Linked DNA regions of Homo sapiens: all the other regions are linked to region 1. A link is a loop called in an ENCODE intact Hi-C map of the cell type or tissue named here. Cell type or tissue: dorsolateral prefrontal cortex. All regions are shown on one strand. Region 1 holds the start of LOC124903926 (a long non-coding RNA gene). Region 2 holds the start of SHISA6 (shisa family member 6). Region 3 overlaps DNAH9 (dynein axonemal heavy chain 9).

Region 1 (8,000 bases):
CTGAAGCCTGGAAGGGCAAAGTGACTTCCTCAAGGTCGCATGGCTGTTTAGGGGAGGAGCAAAGACCAGACTGGTTTTCTGACCCTCAGTCCTGTGTTGCTTCCAGTCCACCAGGCCAATGCTACCCAAATGTCAGCTACTGGGAACAACAAAAGAAATAATAATAACAACCCAGTGACATCTAAAATAATGAGAGCTAACATGTATAAGTGTGTGTGCCAGGTGCTATGTCTTGTATGATGTCTCCATTTCTCATTAGATAGCTCCCCAAGACCCCAGGAAGAAGATACTATTATCCTCAGTCTAGAGGTGAGAAAACAGAAGCAGAACATTTAAGAAACCAGCCCAACATTACAAGTAGAAAGTGTCGTAGAGCAAGTGCCAGGCACAGATGCCCTGATATCCCATGGTTCCACAGTCTCTGAGCTTCCAGACCCTTCCCCAAGTCCCTAAGACTTCAGAAGCACAAGCCTAGAAACCTCCATCTCCAGGGTCCTGCTACTAAATCTGTTACTACATTTACCAAGTGATATCTCTTTGGGACCACACCAATCCTGATGAGTAACTCAGTCTTTTTCTCAGTTCCATGATAGCAAAACCAAAACAAAGCTGGAGGAAACAAAATGCAAGATGCATTTGCAAGTGTGGTTACTTAGGAGTCATGAGGGAGGGTCCCAGAGAACACCTTCCAGCCATCTCCTGAAAACAACCTTTTAGACATTTTCTTCCAAATTCCAGGGGTTTCTTTCCGGCTTTCTCATAGGCATTTCTTGCTCTTTCTCCTGCTTGGGTCTGGGCTATGGTTCAGCTTTCCAGTTCTTATCTTTCCCCTTATTCCACTTCTTCTATCTCCTTTGTCTCTTTCCTGCATTGTGAGGAAAAAATAAACAATTCATTTCACTGGACACCCATGCCTTCAGGGTCTCTCACCTTCTGCCCTGAGCAGCTTATCAAGATATTTTCTTGGACAGAGGCAATCTCCTTGTTGGACCGGGATTCTGGAACTAGCTGCTAAGAAAATGCATTATTCACTTTGTGACACCAACAAATATGAGGTCTCCACTTCTATTTTTTTATGCCCACATATATGTTTACTTGCACAGCATATGGTTTCTGCAGGATAATTCACATTTGGGACCCCAGAAGTTGAGCATCTTTGTTTATTATGTTTCCCCTGAACTTGTTCTTTCTTGAATTTCACCCTCAAGGCATCATAATGATGCAAACACATACTGGCTGAGGCGGAAGGATGTCCACCTGCCTCCTGACTCCAACCCCTGAAAAACAGCTCTCTCAGAGAGCACACATAGTAGAAGCTCCTTGAGAATAGAGTCCTTGGTTGGCTAAATTCTGTATCCCCAGAACCTAATACTATACATGGCCTGCATACAAAAGGCACTCATTCATTCTACATACATTTATTGAGCGCCTGTTATGATCAAGGCCCTATATTTTAGGTTTTGAAGATATACAAATAAAGAAAATATAGTCCCTAAACTCAAAGTTGGGTCTATATCAGAGGTTCTTGAACTTTTGCAGATATGGGTCCCAGTAAGAAATTGGTAAAAGCCTTAGATCATCTTTCCAGAAAATATACAGTATTTTGGCATACAATCCATGGTAGATAGCAGCAATGGCCCTAATTCTTCTCTCTTTTCTGAATGATGCCCTTGGCCACGCAGCATGGCCAACCTTCCCTCTGTGAGTAGGGGGGCCTTCCCCACCACTTGAATTTGAGCTCATCCATGTAACTTGCTTTGGTCAAAGGGATGTTAGTGGGAATGGCCAATGCAGAAGCTGATGAAACAGACTTGCATTTTGGGGCCTGATCTTTTGCATTTCCACAACCATTATGAGAAGGACCTCCTGGGTTAGCCTTCTAGTCCAGAAGGGAGATGGGAAGCATGTGGAACACGGCTCAGTTGCCGCAGCAAGGGCCAATCTCCATCAGCCAGCAGTCAGGTAATCCCAGAGGTGTAAACAAGCCCATCCAAGAGTGGCAGGACCCCTGCCTGGCTGAATTTCAGCTGACTCTAGACACATAACAAATATTCACTTACTATGGGCCACTGAGGTTTTGTGGTTGCTCTTATTCTGTATTATTGTGGCAGTAAGTAAATAATACAAAATTTTAAGGGCATATCATGGATAGCCTAAAGGTCCAAATACCCCAAGTTGAGAACCCCTGATCTTTTAGGGGACACAGAGAAGGATTCGTGAATTACAGCATAGTAGAAAGAATAACAATGGGGTAAAAGCAAGCACCTAACAAGCTCTTGTTTTGCACAGGAGGTGATGTCCAATCTAAAATCTGAAGAATAGGCAGGAATAGATCAACTTAAGACAGAGAAGAAACTGTTCCAGAAGTGGAAATTAGCAAGCGCAAAAACAATAAAATCAGAGAAAGCGTGGTCGATTAGTTATTTTGATGGGACTGCAAGCATTTTAGTTGCTCTTCAAACAGGTAGCTCTTCAAAAATTGAGAAAGGAGTCCTAAATACTTCCAATATCTAAAGATGCTGACATATTTTTAAAACGAAGGTATGCTAAAAAAAGAGCACAAAAATAATGGTACAACTTAAATATACCATTATTCGTAAGAACGAATAAACTGTTTTAACATCGGGAGGGATATAATGATCGTATGCATGGCCTTATTTGAATGCAACATTAAATGCCTAATCATGTTCTTCATAAATGTGAGAACTGGGACTGGTGGCCTTCCTGTCCCCACACCCCAATCCAGTCTAAAATAGAGGGTGTGAAGACAGAGGGGGTGTTAGTGAGAGCTGAGACTCAATAATGTCTTGTTCAACTGAGTTGAAATGAAGTGAATAATTTTCAGATTTCAACAAGAAGAAAATGCACCCTGGCTTAGTAAGAGTCCTCTCCATTCATCTGCTCATGGGCAGCATAAACTGGAAAGCCCTCAACTTCAACTACAGAGTTTGGTGCACAGACCCCCATCTTGGCCATCTTGATTCCCAAGAGGCCCCCAGCCACTCCACCGGCCCCGCGCAATTGGTCCAAGTTGCCCACTAGCCCACGGCGAGGTGATGATGGTGTCACACCACCACCTAGTGGCCACTCCTGTGAAATCGTATTCTCCTTAACCTCTGGGATTTATAAGCTCGCCCAGGTGAGTCTTCTGCTTGGGAAAGGACTACCAGTGACTGGGAGGACCTAGAGTACCTCTCTCTCAATATACTAAGGGTGATATAAAGTGTTTTGCCCAAATCCCAGCATGTAACACTGAGAGCTTAGTAACCGGAATTAACATTACCATTGTTATTGCCATGATACTGTAGAAATTCCTGAGTCTCTTTGAAATTAATTGGGCTGCCGGAAAATGAGATTTTTCAAAGATAATTAAGAATCCATTTCTACTTTAATTTCATTCAATAAACAGGTACTAAATGTTTAATATATGCCAGCACTGTGCTGTGTAACTGGGACAGCGTGAAGAAGATATAAAAATGGCTAAGATGCAGTCCCTGCTCTAAGACATTTCCAGTCCAGAAGGAGAAGTAGGCACGTAAACAGCCAGCTCTCAAGTGCTAAATAGAGACACAGCCAGAGTGCTGGCTATGACAGCGCGGAAGCAGCAGTGATTCATTTAGACGCCTGTGGTTTCCCTTAATTCTCAAAATAAAATCCTGGTCCTTACTATGGTCTTGCAGGGTCTGGCGGGGCTGCCTCTCTACGCTGCTTCTGGGCCTCTCTCCAGCACCTTGGAGAGCTCCTGGCCTCAAAGAAGGAAAGGAAATTTCATGAGATTGCAGAATAGGCAAAAGGCCGCGAGGGTGGGGGGTTGGGGGTTGCAGATGCTGTTTCTGGAGTCAAGGTTCTAGCTCTATGACCTTGGACAAGACACTTAATCTCTCTGTGTCTTATTAGCCTCATGGAGGAAAGGACGATGTTAATAACAGCACCTACCTCCTGGGGTCATTGTGAGGATTCAAAGACTTTATATTACAATGTAAGGCACTTAGTCTCTGAGGCATGGTAAATCTTCCTCTTTTTTTTTTAAGACATGGTCTTTTTCTGTCTTCTGTCACCCAGGCTGAAATGCATGGCACGATCACGGCTCACTGCAGCCTCAACTTCTTGGCCTCAAGCAAGTAGCCTCCCAAGTAGCTGGGTCTACAGGTGCTCACCACCACGCCCTGCTAAATTTTTTGTATTTTGTAGAGACAGGTTTTCCCCATGTTGCTCCGTCTAGTCTCTAACTCCTGAGCTCAAGCAATCAGACTGCCTTGGCTTCCCAAAGTGCTGGGATTACAGGCGTGAGCCACTGCACCTGGCCTAGATCCTCCATATTTTTATTACCAGCTGTACTCTGCAAAAACCTCCTGGGCTCTCCATGAGATGCAGATCCAACTTCGTAGACATTCAAGCTTTTGTGTTGTTGTTGTTAAAGCTTGGTCTATCCTGTTTAAAGCTTTGCTTTCATATGTGATTCAGCACTTCCCACGCATCCACTGAGTGCATTTGGAATTGGAGGTGCAGAAGAAGGTGCCTGGCAAGCTCCCTTTTTTCTTTTCTTCTTGATTTGTCCCCTTCATCATCCTGTGTGACTCTAAACCCTTTAGAGGCCTACCACTGGCCTGTGGCCCAGCAGCAAGGACACGAGGAGGGGAGATTCTGCTCCCATTGCTCACGTGACAATGTTCTGACTCATTTCTGTGCTGGTGACTTCTATGAGGGAGGATCCTGACGGAGGTGGTGTATTTGGCTAATATGGAAAGCTGTTCAGCCTTGCACTGCTCACCCTTGACTCTTTTCTTTTCTTTTCTTTTCTTTTTTTTTTTTTTTTTTTTGAGACAGAGTCTCACTCTGTTGCCCAGGCTGGAGTGCAGTGGCGCAATCTCAGCTCACTGCAACCTCCCAGGTTCAAGTGATTCTCCTGCCTCAGTCTCCTGAATACCTGAGATTACAGGTGTGAACCACCACACCCGGCTAATTTTTGTATTTTTAGCAGAGACGGGGTTTCACCATGTTGGTCAGGCTGGTCTCGAACTCTTGACCTCATGATCTACCCACCTCGGCCTCCCAAAGTGCTGGGATTACAGGCATGAGCCGCCGCGCCCAGCCCTTTGACTCCTTTCTAAAGAAGATCTCTGGAGGCGAACCATGTGGCCCTTTGTCCACCAGTTTATGTTCACCCTCTTCTCCAGGCCACCATCCTGTTGTCCAGTCTGCTAGACTGGGGGATCCACGTGGGCAGGACCTGTCCATCACCACTGTAGAGTCAGTTCTGGGTACAGTGCCTGGCGTATGTGTGTCTTCAACAAGTGCTCGTGGTGTTTGCAATATTTTCCCTTCCCAGCATCAGGAAATAGATGGGATGAATATTTATGATCACTATCTGATGTCCTTAGACAAAGGGAGGAGAGGGACCAAAAGGTCCACTCTGCATCTTTGGGGGCCTTGTGGGGGTGTAGGTATACAATAACTGCAAGTCCCTATTAGGGCCTCAGCACTCAGAGAGGCTGCTGGCCTGCTCTTATGATAAATATGCCTCTAAAAATATATTGGGAAAAATTCATCTCTTTGTATCCCAGTGAACCAAAGGGAAGTGAAACAGGTCATTAAAATGAGACTTTTTGTCATCTCAGAGTTTCAGCTGTGACCCCAAAGCTAAAAACAATGAGTGCCAAGTAGACACCCACTGTAATGCTGAACCACATGTGTAGGCTTGGCGAAGGGCATTGCCAAAAGCTACTGCTGCTTTCAATAGATGTGCACCTGTCTCCAGGCTATGGAGGAAAAAGCCGAGACTCACAGGAGGTTAAAGAGATGCAAAGGATTAGATCTTTGAAGAGAGATATTGGTGTTTTATATGGGTTGCTCTCCACACATGTGTGAGAGCAAGCTTCGGGTCCAACACCTCAGGTCAGAGAAAGGACAGGACTTAAGGAGAACTATCGAGGCTCCCTGAAGCCTGGGTGGCAGCCAGGCTCATTCCTAAAGAGTCTACAGGTAATAGGCAACAGCTGAATACAGAGGCTGCCAAAGATGCAAGCTGCACTTACACTGAGCGTGGGGGAAGGAGCCTGTGATGGGTGGTCCAGGAAAGAACCAGCCATGGCCCTTCTAGAAAAAGACCCTGTCTGACATATACACGATGGAATACTATGCGGCCATAAAAAGGAATGAGACCATGTCCTTTGCAGGGACATGGATGAGGCTGGAAGCCATCATTCTCAGCAAACTAACACAGGAACAGAAAACCAAACACCACATGTTCTCACTCATAAGTGGGGGTTGAACAATGAGAACACATGGACACAGGGAGGGGAACAACACACACCAGGGCCTGTTGGGGGGTGAGGGGCAAGGGGAGGGAACGTAGAGGATGGGTCAATAGAGGCAGCAAACCACCGTGGCACACGTATACCTATGTAACAAGCCTGCATGTCCTGCACATATGTCCTGGAACTTAAAGTAAAATAAAAAATAAAAATAAAGAAAGAAAAAGACCCTGTCTGAATATGCCCAACAGTAAAAATGTTTAAATAGTTTTATTGAGACATAATAGATTTACAAAGAACTGCACGTACTTAAAGGATGCAATTTGATACATGCACAAAACTGTCTCCATAATCAAGATAAGGAACTCATCCATCACACCCAGAAACGTCCTTCTACTCCTTTAGCATCCATCCCTCCCACCCTTCCCTTTGCCTCATTAAAAAGCAATCACCGCTCTGCTCTCTGTCACTGTAAATCAGTGCGTATTTTTGAGCATTTTATAGAAATGGAATCAGACAGTATGCATGCTTTTTTTTGTCCGCCTTCTTTCACTCAGCGTGATTATTTTTAGATGCAACCATGTTGTCGTATCAATAGTTCACTCCTTTTTATCGCTGAGTGGTACTCCAGTGTGGGAATGTACAACGATTTGCTTCTTCATTCATCTGCTGATGGGCATTTGGGACGTAGGTGGCGGGAATTTGACTAATTATCTTCTGCTCTCTTATTTTTAGAAATATTCTGTTGTCACGTGTGTTGCTTTTATAATCAGGTTACCACTTAAGTGTTTTTTTTTTTTTTAATGAAGAGGAAGAAAAGAAGCTTGCCCATGTGGGCTTCCTGCCAGCAGTGAGGCAATCTCAGCAGGAGCTGTGGGCGTGCCATTGGGTGCACAGCTGTCAAGAGAAAAAAGTCAAAGGCAGCCAACGTGTGGTGGCTTCCTCAGCTTTAGGGGCTGCAGTCAGAGGGCTCATGGAGGAATTCACAAAGTGCCACACAGAGAGAGAGAGACATATGCTTACTGCCACATACAGGTTACAGGCAGGTGCAGGAAGCCTCTTCTGTCCTTCCTCTCCTCTCTCCTCCCCACCTACGACCCCAACACAGGAGGGTCCTAAAATGTCTGCTGGGGTGTTAGGGTAGGTAAGATGGAAATGGGTGGAGAAGCAATCACAACTATTTCCCCCACTATGACTTCCAAACCTGAAATCGGCCAAGTGGTGGAAGGAGAGTCTGGAGTTTGTATATTAGATTGGACTAGATTTTCTCTTACCTAGAAGTAGCCAAGTAACATTATTATATCAAATTTGTCGTTATTGTCTAAGAGTGACCACAAAAGCGACTGCATTCACCCAAAATGTTTTCCAGGGACAGAGATCAGGTAGAAATGGGCAGATACAAAAAAGAATGTTCTCATTTAACGAACCAGTTACCAAAGTTCTGATCGAATGGTACCATGAAGCAGTAATTTCTACTTTAAGGAAGACCAAAACACTGACATATATATGCTTATACCTTTAAAACAAACTTGCTTTGCCAAAATTGTTGCCTCTTTATACTTTCAGGGGCTCAACTTGAGGCCATAGGTGAAGGCCCTCCATGACCATTCCCATCACAAAGCATTTGGGGAAGCTCCAGCCTGTTCAGACCTTGTAAAAAGAATGCACAGAAGGATGGAAGCAAAGCAGGCCACCTGGCTATTGCTCGGCAATGCAGCCAGAACTTTGCTGAGAGGGAAACTGTGA
Region 2 (8,000 bases), 370 kb before region 1:
ACTCATTACGGTGTGAATATTTCTCTGTCTCTATCACTCCCTCCTTTTCCCTACCTTGATTGCCCAACAAGACAGTCTACACAAAAATACTCCCCAGAATGGCAAACGGTGGTCTCTGAGGTGTGAGCAAAGTGAGAAGAGTGGTGTAGTCACACTCACCCCCAGGAGTCTGAGATCAACTTGCACACTCACCCTGACGTGCCCCGGAAGCAAGAAGCTGAGTTGGGACATTGTGCTTCAGTTACCCAGAACTGAAAAATAAGTTTCCCTGACCTGCCCAAGGTCATTCATGGAGTGTCGTAGATGGATCCCCCATGCCCTGTCCCCCTACCACACACAGACAGGCATTGTCCCCTACCCAACAGGCACGGATATGATGGTTTCCAAAGCACTGATCAGGCAAGACTGCAGCTGCTGGAAGAGAGGCTGTGAACTGAATAAAATCAGGTGGTGAACTTGAGGGGGAAACATCCCATATTTGCATAAAGCTCTGAGGCCTGAAATTCATCTCCCTTCCCGTGGTTACTCTGCTTCCCCAACCCCAGAGAGAAGCTGCCCCAATGCCGTAATCACCTTCACCCTAGTTTGGCGTAAGGGGCATCAGGGTGGTGGGAAGGGGAGAAAACACCAAGAGGGACAGTGACCTCTCCAGGGTCACGTGCCAATGCCAGCATCCAAAGATGCCTGCTGCCAGCATTTGAGGACACCGCCCTCTGTATCATCCCAGGCGATGACGAATAAACTGTGTGAGGTGGAAGGGTCAGGGCAGCAGGCAGTTTTCCCTGAGTACAGAGAACAATGGCTCAGAAAGAAAGTAACTTAAAGAAAGATGTGTAGGAATCAACGAGCAAGCGGCTGTGGTCAGAGCAGAAGGTTTAATGAGAGGCCAAGGCCACAGGGGAAGGGGAAGAGGAGACAAGCCTCCAAGTCTTGAGGCAGAGGTGTAAGGATGATAAGGACCAGCACATCTGCTTCAGGACAGCACCTGCCCACGGGCAATTCCTTCTTTTCTTTCCACACTGAGCCGAGACAGAAAATTCTTTGCCAGACAAGATGCAAAAGAAACTGTCTCTTGCCTTTATTTTGCTCACCGTCCCACTTGTCTTCTGCATTTGAGAGCCAAGACTGACCACAGGCTGTTTCTCACACAAGAGGATACTTACTGCACTATCTGAGACATGAGGTGCAAGTGGAAGACAGGGTGGAGGCACCTCAGGGTGACAGAGCCTTATAAAAGGGTCTCCTTTTGGAATCACTCCAATTCCAGCACGCGAGTTTGAGGTACCCACCCTTTGTGGATTTGACTCAATAAAACCTTCCAGGGAGTATCATTTCTCTCAACACCCACAGTATCAAGCAGAAAAAAAAAATCAGCTCTTTTAACATGCCTAGAAATTTCTATCTGCCTTTCTCTCTCTTCAGCAAGGCAGGGGTGATTAATGTGCACAGCAGCGAGGAAGGCGGTTTTCAGGTGGTAAGAATAACAAGCAGGACGCAGAGAAGAGCTCAAGGTGAATGGGTCAGTGTGGGGGCCTGCAGGACTGACTGACAAGCAGTGGTCTGGGGGGTGCTCATGGTGACTAGGGCAGTGCCCACACCATGCAACAGAAATGGAGGCATCTCCCGGGGCAGGGTTTGTTCCCTGAGAGGACTCTTGCACCATGTCCAGCCATCCATCAACATGAGGGGACAGGAAGCCGAGCTAACTCTGCATCCTCTGGGTGTGTCATTCCTAGAGTTCTAAGGGGAGGCTGGGTTTCTGTCATCCCCTTGGCTTTGACTTCCCCAAGGGCTCACTGGGGGGCAAGATGGTGCGTCGGGGCAGCATTCAGCGTGCAACCAGGGACTGCCATAGTTTGAGCTCTTGGCGTAAGTTTTGGTAGGAGGCAGCTCCCACTGTCTTTCGAACGTAAGCAGTGAAAGATGCCCCACCAGGTTTAACACAGGCGAGTACTGTTAACTCAGAGTTCTGCCTACAGGGTTTCAAAGAACGAGTCCTCTAGTCTCAGCAGGAAAGATAAACATCCCACTCCGCAGGATGCAATGAGGAGACACCATCTGTGCTTGGTCAACATGGAATGGAGAAATCTTTATCCCTACTTCCGGCAGGAGGCATCCTTTCTATAAAACCCCAATTCCTAATGTACGAGAACATCTCAGTTGACCCTAAGCCACTTGGTACCGCTTTCAGTAAGGTTCCAACATTGGTCAGTTTCCTATATTGAAGATGACACTCTGATTTGACTCAAAAAACTAAATGCCATTAAGAACCTACACCAAAGTGCCCTCATGCCAGGAAAGCAGAACCCTGGATCCTCATCCACGATTACAGAATTTGTAACATTCTTACACTTGGAACTTCATGCACTCAACCAATTCTTACTCTGCCTTGTAAATCCCCCTACCACCAAAGCATGCATTCCCGGTTCTGAAGAAATGGAGGAGGGGGCACAAGAAGACCCTGATTTATTGCATGCAAAAGGAGCGATGGTGGAAATGACTAGAGGGCCTGGGGAGGTGTGATGATGCCGAGAGTGAAGAGGACAGGGGAAGCAAGCTGAGAGGGTGAGGCCGCGGGGAGACCGGGGCGCGCGGCACGCGGCGCTCTCACCTGTGGATGTTCATCTCCCGTGGAGGGCGGTGGGCCTTGTCGTAGGAGACCTTGGCGAAGACGCCGGCCACGATGACGAAGGCGATCACCCCGCAGGTGATGTAGACGGTGAAGTTGGTCTTGTCCTTCTCCGGGTCGTACTTGTTCTCGGGCCCCGGCGACACCACCTTGGTGCTGGGCGTCTGTACCCACACCGGGCTCTGGTAGTTGGTGCACTGGCGCTGGTCCAGCTTCTCGTGGCGCTTCTTGCAGCAGAAGCGGTAGTAGCAGGTACCGCAGCAGTACAGGTAGCCGCTCTCGCTGTTGTTACACTCGAACTCCTTGTCGTACTGGCCGCTCACGTCGTAGTAGCCCCAGCACGTCTCGTAGGTGACGGCCGCGCTGGCCGCCGCCGCCACAGCCGCCGCGGGCTGCCCCCGCCGGCTTCCCGCCTCCGGGATTCCGGGCGCCCGGGCGGTGCCGTTCAGCTCGCGGCCGCCCCGTGCCAGGGCGCCCCCGGCCCTCCGGCCCCCGACGGCAGCGCCGCCTGCACTCAGGGTCCGGTTGGCGGCGCGGCCGCGGGCTCCGTGGACGCTGGGCAGCAGGTCCAGGGACTCCAGCGAGAGCAGCAGCAGCAGCAGGAGGCGCCGCAGCGCCATGGCGGGGCCGGGCGGGAGGGCGCGGGGAGGCTTCCGCGGCAGGCCGCTCCCCCGGCGGGCCGGGCTCGGAGGACCCGCCGCGCGGGCCGGGCTGGAGGCGCTGAGCGGTCAGCGGCTCCGGGGCGATGGCGCCATCGAGGCGCGGGCGGCAGTGGCGGCGGCGGCGCGCGGTGCGCACGGACCGGCCCGGCGCGGGCTGCTCGGGCTCTCAGGCTGCGCGCCGGCTCCGCGCTCCCCCTGCGGGCTCGGCGCGCCTCCTGGGCAGCCCCATCCCCCGCCGGCGGTGACTGCGGCCCCGCGCGCGGCTCGGCTCAGGCAGGACCCGAAGCGCGGCTCCGGGCGGCGGCGGCGGCGGCGGCGGCGTGGTCCCGTCCGGGCGGGTCCTGCGGGACAAGACGGGGAGCCGGTCACGGGGTGGGGCGACTGGCGCTCCGGGAGCAGGAGGAGAACCGCGGGCAGGCGGGCGGGGAGGGTGCGCGCAGCCCTCGAGGAGAGAGACTCGGAGCCGGGAGGGGCGTAGAGCCCGCTCCCAAGACGGGGTCCCGCGGCCCTGCGCGCCTGGAACCGAGAGCGCACGGGCCGCCCCTCCAGGCGCAGCTCGGCCGCCCGGGTCCCCCAGCCGCCCGGCCCCGCAGCGCGCTCCCGCCGCAGGCTGGCTCCCTGGGACGGAGCCGGTTGAGGCTGGGGTCCGGCGGCGAGCCGGGAGAGCGCGCGGCGGCTGGACCTCACTCACTCACCATGCCCGGCTGCGACTGCAGAGGCGGCGGCGGCGGCGGCGGCGGCGGCGGCGGGGCGAGGCGGGAACGCAGCTGCCGGAGCGAGCGAGCGGAGAGCCGCCGGCTCGCCGCCTGCACTAGTGCCGGAACGTGTGCGAGAGTGAGCGAGGGAGACACACGCACTCACACACCCGCACACACGGGAGCGCCGCGAGGGGAGGGGGGACAGGGGAGGGGAGGGCAGCCGCTCTCCGCCACCCACGTTTGCACGCCCGGGCGCTCAGGGTGCGGGGCGGGGGGGACTCCTTTTCGCTTCTTCCGGATCGCAGCAGTTGAAGCTCCGCGTCACGAAAGCTCCGGACAGCAGTTATTCGACACGGCGAACCCGGCGGGCGAAGAGGGGGCCGGGAGCAGGGCGGAACGTCCGCTCTGCAGCCGGCCCGCGGCAGGGACTGACCTCCCCTGCCATTGCCTTCTCTAGCCTTCGCGACCAGTCCCCACCCTACCGGAGCCCGGGGCAGCGCGCTGCCTGAGCGGGAGTTGGGGTTTCTGCAAGCCTTTGCCTCTCCCTAGTGGTGATACTCGCAGCCAGGAGAAGAGGTCAAACCCATTGCTACAGGTTCCCAAACTGAGTCCAGGGGTCAAGTGGCTTGTCTGAGGCTGTTGGGCGACCCGTGAGCTGAGCCTACACTCTCTTCCCCTTGGTCACTCTTTCCCCAACCCCGTACCCACTACGCATAAAGGCGCTAGACAGCCCCAGGACTGGATGGCAACTCTTTGCTATACTTTTTTTTTTCCCCGCGGAGCCTCGAGGCCATTAGAAAGCTATCTGAACCTCTGAGACTCAGCTTTGTAACCCCTGTGTTGAAATCTCTGTGCTGCAGCTCCTATGGGAGGTGAGGAGGATGGGGGTGCAGGGCGGGGGTGCTTTCCGGGGTAGTTGCGTGTCTGGGTCTGTGGAAAGGAGGCCTGAGTCTAACTTTCACAGCTACGAGGCCATCCCAAAAGAGAATCATAGTACCATCCTTGGCGTGTGTCCTTGGAGGAGGTAGGGGGAACTGAGAACAAAAAGCGATGGCCAAGGCCAAGATTCTGCCTGCGTGACCAGCGTGCTTTGGTTGAAGGCAGGGAACTGAAGGCAGGGAACAGGCTGTCAGAGCGAGGGCGGTAGAGAATTTTCCCTGAGACTTTCTGTTCAGTCCCACTCATGTGTGACCTAAACAAGGGATCCCTATCCAGGAACAGAAGAGTTCCTCTTTTGGGAACCGTGGAATGGATATATTAGAGCTCGAACTCAGACTCCAAGACACAAGAGGGAGATCCTGATATTGACTAGGGGGTGGGGTGGGGGGCGGTGCACAGACTATCCCCGCAGCTCCCCACTTGCTACTGTCTCCATTCCCTCCCTCTTCCTCTGCACTTCCTCCCGTTCCCTTAACTTCTCAGTTGCCACCTTCTTCTTAAAGATTCTGTCCAACAAACATTTGTTTAGTGCCTACTCCCTGCCAGCAGAATGAATAAGAGAGTCCCTTTCCTCAAGGAGGGGGACCTTGTAGACCATTAGGGAGACAGATAAACAAATGATTTCCACATGGCAAGGTTACGTCTCATGATAAAGGCGGGCAGGGTGCTCTGAGAGCAGAAGACAGGCACCCAGCCTAGGCCTGCAAGGGGACAGATGGGGGTCAAATGTAGCTTTCTCAATGAGGTAGAGCAGAATCTTGAAGAATGGATTACGAGTTAATACAGCAAGCAAGAGGGGAAGGAGGCTCCCAGCAGAGGGAACATCCTTAGCAGAACCAGAAAGACAGGAAGTGGTTAAGGTGTGTGAGCAGGGATGCAAGCAGTTTAGCGTGAACCCTGAGGGAGTCTTCCAAATAAGGCTAGCAGGAGGGTATTGAATCCTCCCTTGCAAAGAACTTGAATTTATTCTACAATTGCTGGGGAACTGTTGGTGGGTTTTAATCAGGAGAAGACACTGTCAGTTTTACATGTTTGCTGGATCTCTGAGTCAAATGGAGTAGGGAACACTGGACTGGACGCAGGAAAAGCAATTTGGAAGCTGTCCTGATAATACAGGTAAAAAATGATGAAGGGATGCAGTAGATTACTGGGAGTTGATGCCCACAGTGGAAATAAGCATGGCTGAAAAAGCAGGTTCAGGACAGAGTTAGCAATAGTCGTGTTGTGGTTCCTTTGAGAGAACTAAGTGGAGCTGTCCTGCACAAGAATTGCAAGCTCAGAAGAGAAGATAAGACAGGCATATACATTTGGGAATCATAAGAACATATTTGAAGACAACAGCCTTATATATTTACCTTTACACTCTGTGCAATTTCTAAGCTATTCCCTTCTTTGTCTCTTCCATGAGCCTTCACCATCCCTTCATTATTCCAGAATTTGCTTTTCCATGTCTGAGAGCCCCTTAATGATGGATAGGAGAAATGTGTCCTCCTCACATCAGACTCTAATGATTTGTTCAGCGGCATTAAGTAGGGGAAACTGATTTGGTTTCTCAGACCACCACCACCTATAAATGTATCCTGAACCCCTGTGCTCATAAGTGGTGGCATCAACACTCATGGAAATAATAGCATCTCAGGGTTGTGTAAGATCTTAGGGGTTATATATCCCAACTCTTGCTGCAGTACACTGTATTTCTTATTGACATTTCCAGCCCTCCTGGTTTGCCCTTTGTAGTAGAAAAGGTTGCTTGGTTACCACCATACATTTCTCTTTTCTCCTTCTAGTTTGAGCGCCTGAATTGTTGACAGTATTAAAGTGCTCTTTCTTTGTGGATTTGACTCAATAAAAAGTACCAGAGAAGAATCATCTCTTCCAACACCTCCACCAACTTCAGACAGTCCTGAGGTTCAGGGGAGAGTGACCCAGTCCCTGGTTGTAGAAGGCAAATGAAGGCAAATGCTGATTGGGTTGAGCTAGACATAATAAATCTTTTTCCCCTTCACAGGGATTAAGAAGGGACATATGATCCAGTTCTAGCCAATACTAAGTGAGAGAAGTTTGCAGGGGGTTTCTGGGGAAATTTTCTTGCTCTTAAAAATAGTGATAATTCCTTCTTCTTCTTCTTCTTCTTCTTCTTCTTCTTCTTCTTCTTCTTCTTCTTCTTCCTCTTCTTCTTCTTTTCTCTTCTTCTTTTCTTCTTCTTTCTTCTTCTTTCTTCTTCTTTCTTCTCCTCCTTCTCCTTCTCCTCCTTCTCCTTCTCTTCTTCTCCTTCTTCTCCTTCTCCTTCTCCTTCCTTCTTTCTTCTTTCTTCTTCTTTTTTTGGTGTTATTTCTCTGGATGTTGTTACCTTGGGGTTGGGGCACCAGCTAAGAGTTGAAGTTGATCTTCTTTTCTTTTTTTTCTTGAGACAAGGTCTTACTCTGTTGCTCAGGCTGGAATGCAGTGGCGTGATCTCAGCTCACTGCAACCTCCGTCTCCCAGGTTCAGGCGATTCTCTTGCCTCAGCCTCCCTAGTAGCTGGGATTACAGACACCAGCCACCGAGCCTGGCTAAGTTTTGCATTTTTAGTAGAGACTGGGTTTCACCATATTGGCTAGGCTGGTCTTGAACTCCTGATCTCAGGTGATCCACCCGCCTTGGCCTCCCAAAGTGTTGGGATTACAGGCTTGAGCCACCGCATCCGGCCTCAATTTTATAGTTGTTAGCACTGCTTACCAAATATCTCTGCCTCCCAGGCATGTAGTAGAATTGCAATTCCTAGCCCACTTGTGAGTAGGAGGGGAAAGTGACTAGTATCAGTCAATGAGTTGTGAGCAGAAATGATGTGTGTTATTTTTGAAACAGAGCATCTAATTGCTGCTGCAAGACACTCTAGAATTTTCATTTTCTTCTGGCATGGTGATCAGCGATGTTCTATATGGGAGTGGTTTTTGTCAGTGTGAGTACTTAGGTGACTATAGTGAGGAATGCCTGATAGCTAATAAAAATAGTGTCCCACGATGGGCATGTAGCATGAGTAAATATAGATCAATAGATAGATAGATAGTACATAGAGATATAAATATAAAA
Region 3 (8,000 bases), 870 kb before region 1:
TTTCAGAGTTATCTTTTCATGATTTTGAAATTATCTGTTTTTTGCTCTACTCTTTTTTAACTTTTTCTTTTCACTAGTTTACTCAATTTTTCTACTTCTTAATGAAGAAATTTTATTAATTTATATTTTGCTAGGGGTTGATTTATTTCTTTTAGTTTTTCAAGTATGTGTCATCAATTAAATATTTTCTTCTACTTTACTCTTGTCTGTTAATTCCAAATTATATGTATATTTACTCTTTTTTCCCATTAATCACTCTCACAATAGACTTATCTTATTGGTCTTTACAGCGAACCAATATTTACATTTATTTATCTTTTATATAATCTGTTTGTGTTCCTCCTAGTGACTAATTTCAGCTTTTATCTTTATCAGTTCCTTTTCCGTCATTTTCTTTGTGTTTAGTTTGAACAATTTCTTATGATGAATATTAACTTCCTTTACTTCCAGCCTACCTTTTATAATAAAGTGAGTTTAAAAAGTTTTCCCTTAGAGGTTTTAGATGGAGCCCATAGGTGTTCTTGTATGAAGTATTTTTTTTATTGCATCCTAGAGAGGTTTGCAATTAAATTTCCTTTTTGATACAGGAATTAAGAGAGCATTTCTTGATTTGCAAGTAGTAAAATCATTTTTGGTGACTTTCTTGCTATTTGTTTCTAATTCTATTCCATTATTATCAGAGAATGTGACCTGTAAATTGATATTGTTGAATTCATTATAGCTTTCTCTGTAGCCAATTACATTTTTAATTTTTGGAAATGTTACATGAACCAATCAGGAAAGGAATACTTTCTATTTATGGGATAAAAAGTTCTATAACTTTGTTATTATATTGAGTTTGGTGATATAATTGCCAATTCCTTTATGTACTTATTTTTCTGTTTACTGGAATTAATTTTGAAAATAAAAAACAGATAACAAATAAATAAATAAAACTAAAATAACCTGTTGATTTGTATTCTTTTAAAGTTATCCAAAAAATTTTTTTTTTTGGTAGACATGGGGTCTCAACTATGTTGCCTAGGCTGGTCTCAAATTCCTGGCCTCAAATGATCTTCCCATCTTGGCCTCCCAAAGCACTGGGATTATAGGAATGAGCCACTGTGCCTGGCCCCTAAACATATTTTAAAGGCTATGTTCCATTTACTTCGAAGTTACCTTGTTCAGTGAACACAGACTTGTGATTATTATATCTTGTCAATTTTCCCAAATTTAATGTATAAATCTAATAAAATTTTAACTAGAATTCAGACTTAAAAGTTTGAATTATATTATTGAGCTTATATTTAATATGAAAAAAGAAGTGCTTGAGACAAGACAATAAAATTACAAAAGATTACTGAGGAGGGACTTACCTCATTGGATATTAAAATATGTTATAAAATGATTGTAACTGAAATAAAATGACATTAGTATAGGATTAGATAAACAGGTGAGTCAAACAGAATAGAAAGCCCAGAATCAGATCTCAATATACATATGCAATTTAGTAAATGACAAGCTGGTGTTTAAATTCAGAGGGAAAGGATAGTTTACTTAATAAATGGTACGGTTACAATCAATTATCCATCTAGAAGGAAATAAAGTTGATTCTGTACCCTGCCTCATACTAAGCCCCAACATAAATTCCAGATGGATAAAAAATGTTAATGTAAAAAGAATCTTTTTTGACCAAATTTATGATACTAGATCAGCAGCTGAAGAATTATAAACTAATAGAAATCCCAGATGCTAAAAAGACTAGACAGGCATAATTTCCTTTGTTAAAAAGAGCATGGGAGAATAAAGTGTCTATAGACAAAGAATAGGTTGGGGAAGCATTAGCAATGCATGTGACAGATAAGGGGTTAATATCTTTGATATATTAAAAAACTCTTGGCCTGGCATCATGGTGGCTTACACCTGTAATCCCAGAACTTTGGGAGGCTGAGGCGGGAGGATCATGAGGTCAGGAGATTGAGACCATCCTGGCTGACACGGTGAAACCCTGTCTCTACTAAAAATACAAAAAATTAGCTGGGCGTGGTGGCAGGCACCTGTAGTCCCAGCTACTCGGGAGGCTGAGGCAGAAGAATGGCGTGAACCTGGGAGGCAGAGCTTGCAGTCGGCTGAGATTGTGCCACTGCATTCCAGCCTGGGCGACAGAGTGAGTCTCTGTCTCAAAAAAAAAAAAAAAACAAAAAAAAAAACAAAAAAAAACCCTCTTAAAAATTGGTAAGAAAAACAGGAAATAAAATCACAAAAGAGCAAATTACTAAGATCAATAAGAAGGAAAGATGCTAAGTCTCATTAACAGCAAAATAAAAATTAGACTCTGGTTGTTAAATCCTTGTGTTCTAGACCTCAGATGAAAGCTCCTAAATTAGAGAAATCCAGAGAGTTTGACCCGGATGTGGTCAGACATTGAAACATCAGGAAGGAGCTGAGATTTCCTCATTCCAGAAGCTACATAGGTTTTAGAAAGAGGTCCTCCTTATCAGCTCAAGGACCTCTTTTTTTCCCCCTCAACTTTCTTTTCTGCTGTCCTCCAGTGCCAAACGACCCTTTACAATGTCTATTGGTGAAGTTTAGTTCTTTGAAGGTAAGGCTGAGATCAGCACCCAGGGTTGGGGGCCTCTGAATCACTGTAGAAAGGAATATGGCTCTAGGGGCCCTCTTGAGATTGAATGGATAATCATCAGGGGCCTGGCATGCGCACAAGGTTCTGTAGCATGCAGCTTCCCCATCACTGCTGGGGCAACATCAAATAGGGGAGTCGTGCCCTTTATAGGATGCCAGACTGCACCACTTCTTTGGGAATGAGCCGTGGGCTTCCCTACCCAACACATACTTGAAGTCTACTGCCAGGCAGCATTAACACTCTACACCACGGCTCATACTCCAGAGTCAGTGAACTACAGCTGAATGCCTATGTTGCTTTATCTTATTTATTTATTTGAGATGGAGTCTTGCTTTGTCACCCAGACTGGAGTGCAGTGGCACGATCTTGGCTCACTGCAACCTCCACCACCCGGGTTCAAGCAATTCTTCTGCCTCAGTCTCCTGAGCAGCTGGGACTACAGATGTGCACCACCACGCCCAGCTGATTTTTTTTTTTTTTTTTTTTTTTTTTTTTGTATTTTTAGTAGAGACAGGGTTTCACCATATTGGCCAGGCTGGTCTCGAACTCCTGACCTCGTGATCCACCCACCTCCGCTTCCCAAAGTGTTGGGATTACAGGCGTGAGCCACTGTGCCCAGCCAGCTTTATCCTCTTTAAATGCACTCTCTAAAAGGCAGCTGGAAGAGGTCCCCAAGGAGGGAGAATATCTGAAAAACTGAAGTTCCCCTGCAAGCCAAAATTGGTTTCTCCCTTTCTACTGGCTTTTTTGTCTCCCTCCGCGGTTCCAAACAGATCAGTCCAATGTTTGCTTCTGCAATTCACCCAACTGCATCCAAGCCCGCCACAGGGACTCTGAGGCTAGCAGAGACTTTCTCCTGGGAGAATCCCACTCTTACCATCCTTCCATTCTCCTGTGGCTGGATTGATGATGCCAAAGAGCTCATCATTTGTGACTGCTTTGGGATTGAGGTCAGTCCAGACGGGGCGCCGTTTCATGATCTGATAGGTCTTGTGCAAGGACCTCAGCACCTGTGACTTGCCGGTACCAGCGCCACCCACCACAAATACAGAGTGCCGCACAGCCAGGAGCTCCTCCAGCTGGACCACCTGAGGAGGCAGGAAATTCAGCCAGAGGGACCAGCCTGTGACTCACCTGCATCCCAACTGCTCTTCTGTGACCCCAGCTGGTGTCTGAAGTGAGACCTGAAGTCAACAGAGGAAGAGTTATCTACCCCAAGATGTCAGGAGGTCTGAAATATAGGGGCAACATGATTCATTTGTTCCTGTATTCATCATTCAGTTATATAATTATTAGTCACCAACCAAGTGCTACAGAGTGTGCCAGGCGAGGGGGATTCAGATGTGATCCTCCTGCCCTCTGTGATCTTATAGTGTGATGGAGAAGAAAGTCATGTGGACAAATTATTCTAAGGTAAGAGGATAAGTACTATCTTAGAGGTATTTATAAGGTGCTGTGGAAACAGAGAGGAGGGAACAATTGATTTTGTACACATAACTTACAAGTCCCCACAACTTAGAAGTTCAATAAAACACATAAGAACTTTCAGCTTATTACTCTATTCTTGCTTTGAATAAATTCACTTTTCTTAAGGTTCTCTTTTCTGGGAGACTACTGACTTCCAGCTCTAATTTGAATTGATTGCTTTCTAGGCCTGCTAACGGCTGTCATTTCAGGATTTTTTTTCTTGATTCTTGATTTTTTTGAATCTCACAATATTTTTCTTGTTTTTCATTCTTGTTTTGCTGTAGTATGTCCTCAAGTAACTTACTCAAAAAGGGTGCATAAGAAGTAACATTTATGAGTCTGAGAATATCATGGATGATAATTTGGTTGTATAGAATTCTAGTCTTGAAATCATTTCCCTTAAAAACTTTGAAGGACTGCTTTTCTTATTCTCAAATATCCAATTTAGCTGACAAGAGATTCTGAGCTCCTTTTAAATTTCATTCCTTTCCTGGATCACTTGTTGATATGGTTTGGCTTTGTGTCCCTACCCAAATCTCATCTCGAATCCCCATGTGTCGAGGGAGGGATCTGGTGGGAGGTGGTTGGATCATGGGGGCAGTTTCCCCCATGCTGTTCTTGTGATACTGAGTGAGTTCTCACGAGATCTGATGGTTTTATAACCAGCATGGTGCAGGGAGGAGGTGTAGCATGCAGAACAGAGCATGGAGTCTGATCTTACACTTCATTTCAAGCCCTTGCTCCTCCACCTGATTTGTAGCAGATTGTTATTTAATTAGATCTGTGATAAATGTTACAAAGGAAAAATGCACTGTGCAAGGAAGACAAAGGGTGTCTGCAGCTCTTTATTTCCCCTCCACTCTTTCTCTCTCTTTCCTTCTGCCTTGTGAGGAAGGACTTGCTTCTCCTTCACCTTCTGCCATGATTGTAAGTTTCCTGAGGCCTCCCCAGCCATGCAGAACTGTGAGTTAATTAAACCTCTTTCCTGACTACCCAGTCTCAGGTATTAATACACTAGTACTACCTCCTCACTCAACTAGGAGACTTATTCTTTTCTCTTGACTCTTGACCTCTGAAATTGCATTATGATGTGTCACTGCACAGATTCATTTGAAGTCATTCTGTTCAGTACTGTCTTTCCAATGTGGATACATGTCTTTCCAGCTCTAGTTATCTTTCTGTTCTTTTTCTAGAATTCTTACTGGTAACATGTTGGATAACCTAAATTGATCCTCTATACATCATCTCACCTCTCGCACTTTCTGTATCTGTGTGTGTGTGCATGTGTGAATATTTTACCATACACACACACACACAATACATAATACTGCTTATAACTTTATCCTGGGATGTTGCCTTTATCTTCCCATCCTCTCACTGAATTTTGAATGCCATAGATGATACAATTTTACATTTAAAAGAGGTCTTTATAATTCTCCAATAGTGCTTTCTTTGTACAATGGCATCTAATTCTTGTTTGATGGATATCATTTTTTAAAATTTCCTTCAAAGACGCTAATTATAACTTGAAGAATATTCTCTTTGTTATTTTCACTGGCTGTTTTTGTTGTGTGTGTGTGTCTGTGTCTGTCCATCTGTCTTTATCTTGCGTGTTGTCGGGTTTCTTCAATATCTGGTAAGCCTCAAGGTTAAATAAGGAGCTGTGCTGTGTTTTCCAGGAGGCTGGGAGGGGTATTCTCCTCTGCTGGTTTTGGGTGTTCTCTTTTGCTGGTCTCTATCCAGGATAGTAGGATTGAGTGGAGGTTCTGTAGATGTGGCCAGATCTTGGCCTCTGTCTTTGTCCTTTCATTTATGGGTGAGTGAGCAGATAGTTGGCATTCAGGCTGAGGTACACCAAACAGAATGGAAGGGCTGTAAAGTAAGGATCCTCCAACTTTCCCTTGTATTCCCTACCATGCATTCCACATTGTGGGTCCCCAGTTAAGAGTGGTTGAAATGAATTGAGTTATTACTAACTAGATACATATTTGTACATCTAAAACAACCCTTTGGATTATGGATGAAGGATAACCCATTATCCTGGACAATAAGTAAGAGATAGAGAAATCCTGGGAGGAAAAACCACATGTACCTTGAGCACAAAGTTGTCCTCAGCCTGGAGCTTCAGATCCACTATCGCCTTCCTAACCAAAGCTTCGAAGTTGGGGTCTCTCCTCCGGGGGACATCCAGGGCGGGAAAGAGGTCCCCGATCAGGCCCATGAAGATGGGCATGTCATCAGTCACAATCTTGGGGATGTTGAAATCCCGCAAGGAGCGCATCAGGACCTGGTCCTCAGGCCGGTCAGGGTCTCCTCTCTTCAGGGATCCTGCCACCACCAGCACGGACTTGATGGCCCGTAGGCCCCAGTCGTAGTGATCCTGTGGGCAGTGTTAGATCAAAGTGACAGAGAGACAGAACACCATGTGCTGGGGTGAGTGTCTGCAGAATCATAGATATGCTATGAGCATTAGGTCACCTCTGAAGCCTGGACAGAGACGTGGGAAGGGATGACTTAGAAAATGATGATCCCAGAATTTAGTTCCTGGTCTAACACTTGCTACTTTTCCAGTTGTGATGACAGCAGGGCAGACACAGAACATACAAATGATGTGGGGGGTCAAAGAGATCAAACAGAACCATTTTCAAACCTATCTGGCTACTCCTTGCACACTCAGCAGGTAGAATTGGAAGGGCTGTCAAGGAGGGAGCCATGTTAACTCTTAGAGATGGTAGACGCTGAGCTTACATGTGCCACCTTGGAGGCCTTCACATTCTATGGGAAAAGAGGTTTAAAGAAGAGCTCCTTAAAGTGGGTTCTGTCAAATATGAACCCCCTGGTCACAGTGCTGCTAGTAGGGTCTGTGGGAGAGTGGACCACACTGCTGATACTAGGCTTCAGGTGGCAGCATGGTGTGGGAAGGAGCTGTAGTGGGCAGAACAGAGCACGGAGTCTGAACTCAGACAGACTTCTGTTGAAGCCCAAGCTCCTCTACTTGATTTGTAGCAGATTGCTACTTAATTAGAGCCATGACAAATGCTACCAAGGAGGCCAGGTGCGGTGACTCACACCTGTAATCCCAGCAATTTGGGAGGCCGAGGCAGGTGGATCACAAGGTCAGGAGTTCGAGACCAGCCTGGCCAATATGGTGAAACCTCGTCTCTACTGAAAATACAAAAATTAGCTGGGGTTGGTGGTGGGTGCCTGTTATCCCAGCTACTCAGGAGGCTGAGGCAGGAGAATCACTTCAACCTGGGAGGCGGAGGTTGCAGCGAGCCGAGATCACGCCACTGCACTCCACCCTGGGCGACAGAGGGAGACTCCATCTCAAAAAAAAAAAAAATGCAGCCAAGGAAAAATGTGCTATGCAATGATGACAAAGAACACAGTGGCTGTACCCAGGATATGGATCAGACTTCCCTAAGGAAATGGTATTAAAGAAGACCTTGAAGGAGTAGAATTCAGTCAGGCACAGACGAAAAAGAAGTGCAGTCAAGGCAAGTGAGAACAGGATGTCCACAGGCTCAGGTGAGAAGACAATCAATTTCAAGGAACTCAGAAAAGATCAATGGAGATGGAGCATCACACGACAGGGAGAGAGCTGTGAGCCGCTGCTGTTGAGGTAGGAGGAGACAGAACACCCTGCAGTATTTAGCAGAGAGTGATAAGGACATTGGTCTCTATCTTGGGACCAGTGAGGAGCGTTTTTAAATAATCACTCTAGCAAGTGGCTAAAGAACAGATCTGAGGAATTAGAAGAGAGGTGGAAAAACTAGTAGAAAGGCAGTTGCAATAGTTTAAGCAAAAGATATGGGTGCTTGGAACTCAAGTGGTAGCAATGAATAGGGAAAGGAAATGAGACTTGTCTGAGAAATATCCAGAACATAGAATCATTAAGGGTTCATTTAAAATT

The links. Hi-C counts contacts between places; a loop is a spot of excess contacts. Peaks named below come from ENCODE experiments on the same cell type or tissue, not always from the same donor. Only the 100,000 strongest peaks of a DNase experiment are listed, where the experiment ranks them.
Region 2: a loop joins it to region 1, with 2.4 times the contacts of the local background. A loop is called at or near these places in 2 of 110 quality-filtered maps.
Region 3: it touches region 1 in a loop (6-fold over the local background); 5 of 110 quality-filtered maps call a loop at or near these places.

The regions. Positions count from the first base shown.
Region 1 is chr17:10,871,235-10,879,234 of GRCh38, reverse strand. LOC124903926 (a long non-coding RNA gene) reads right to left here and starts at 4,047. Exons shown (of 2, transcript XR_007065619.1): 1 at 931-4,047. In dorsolateral prefrontal cortex, CTCF peaks have their summits at 2,878 and 3,080 (motif pointing left); DNase peaks (open chromatin) are centred at 3,064, 3,613 and 7,114; H3K27ac peaks cover 1,386 bases.
Region 2 is chr17:11,236,672-11,244,671 of GRCh38, reverse strand. It overlaps SHISA6 (shisa family member 6), which reads right to left and starts at 3,459. Exons shown (of 6, transcript NM_207386.4): 1 at 2,612-3,459. The coding sequence starts at 3,249. In dorsolateral prefrontal cortex, CTCF peaks have their summits at 4,298 and 4,500 (motif pointing left); DNase peaks (open chromatin) are centred at 2,765, 4,267 and 4,474; H3K4me3 peaks cover 1,803 bases; H3K27me3 peaks cover 5,059 bases.
Region 3 is chr17:11,743,264-11,751,263 of GRCh38, reverse strand. It overlaps DNAH9 (dynein axonemal heavy chain 9), which reads right to left. Exons shown (of 69, transcript NM_001372.4): 31 at 6,180-6,467; 32 at 3,498-3,708. Among named protein-coding and RNA genes, the nearest start is that of DNAH9, 150 kb to the right of the region's middle. In dorsolateral prefrontal cortex, a CTCF peak has its summit at 7,977; no DNase peak of the experiment used is centred here.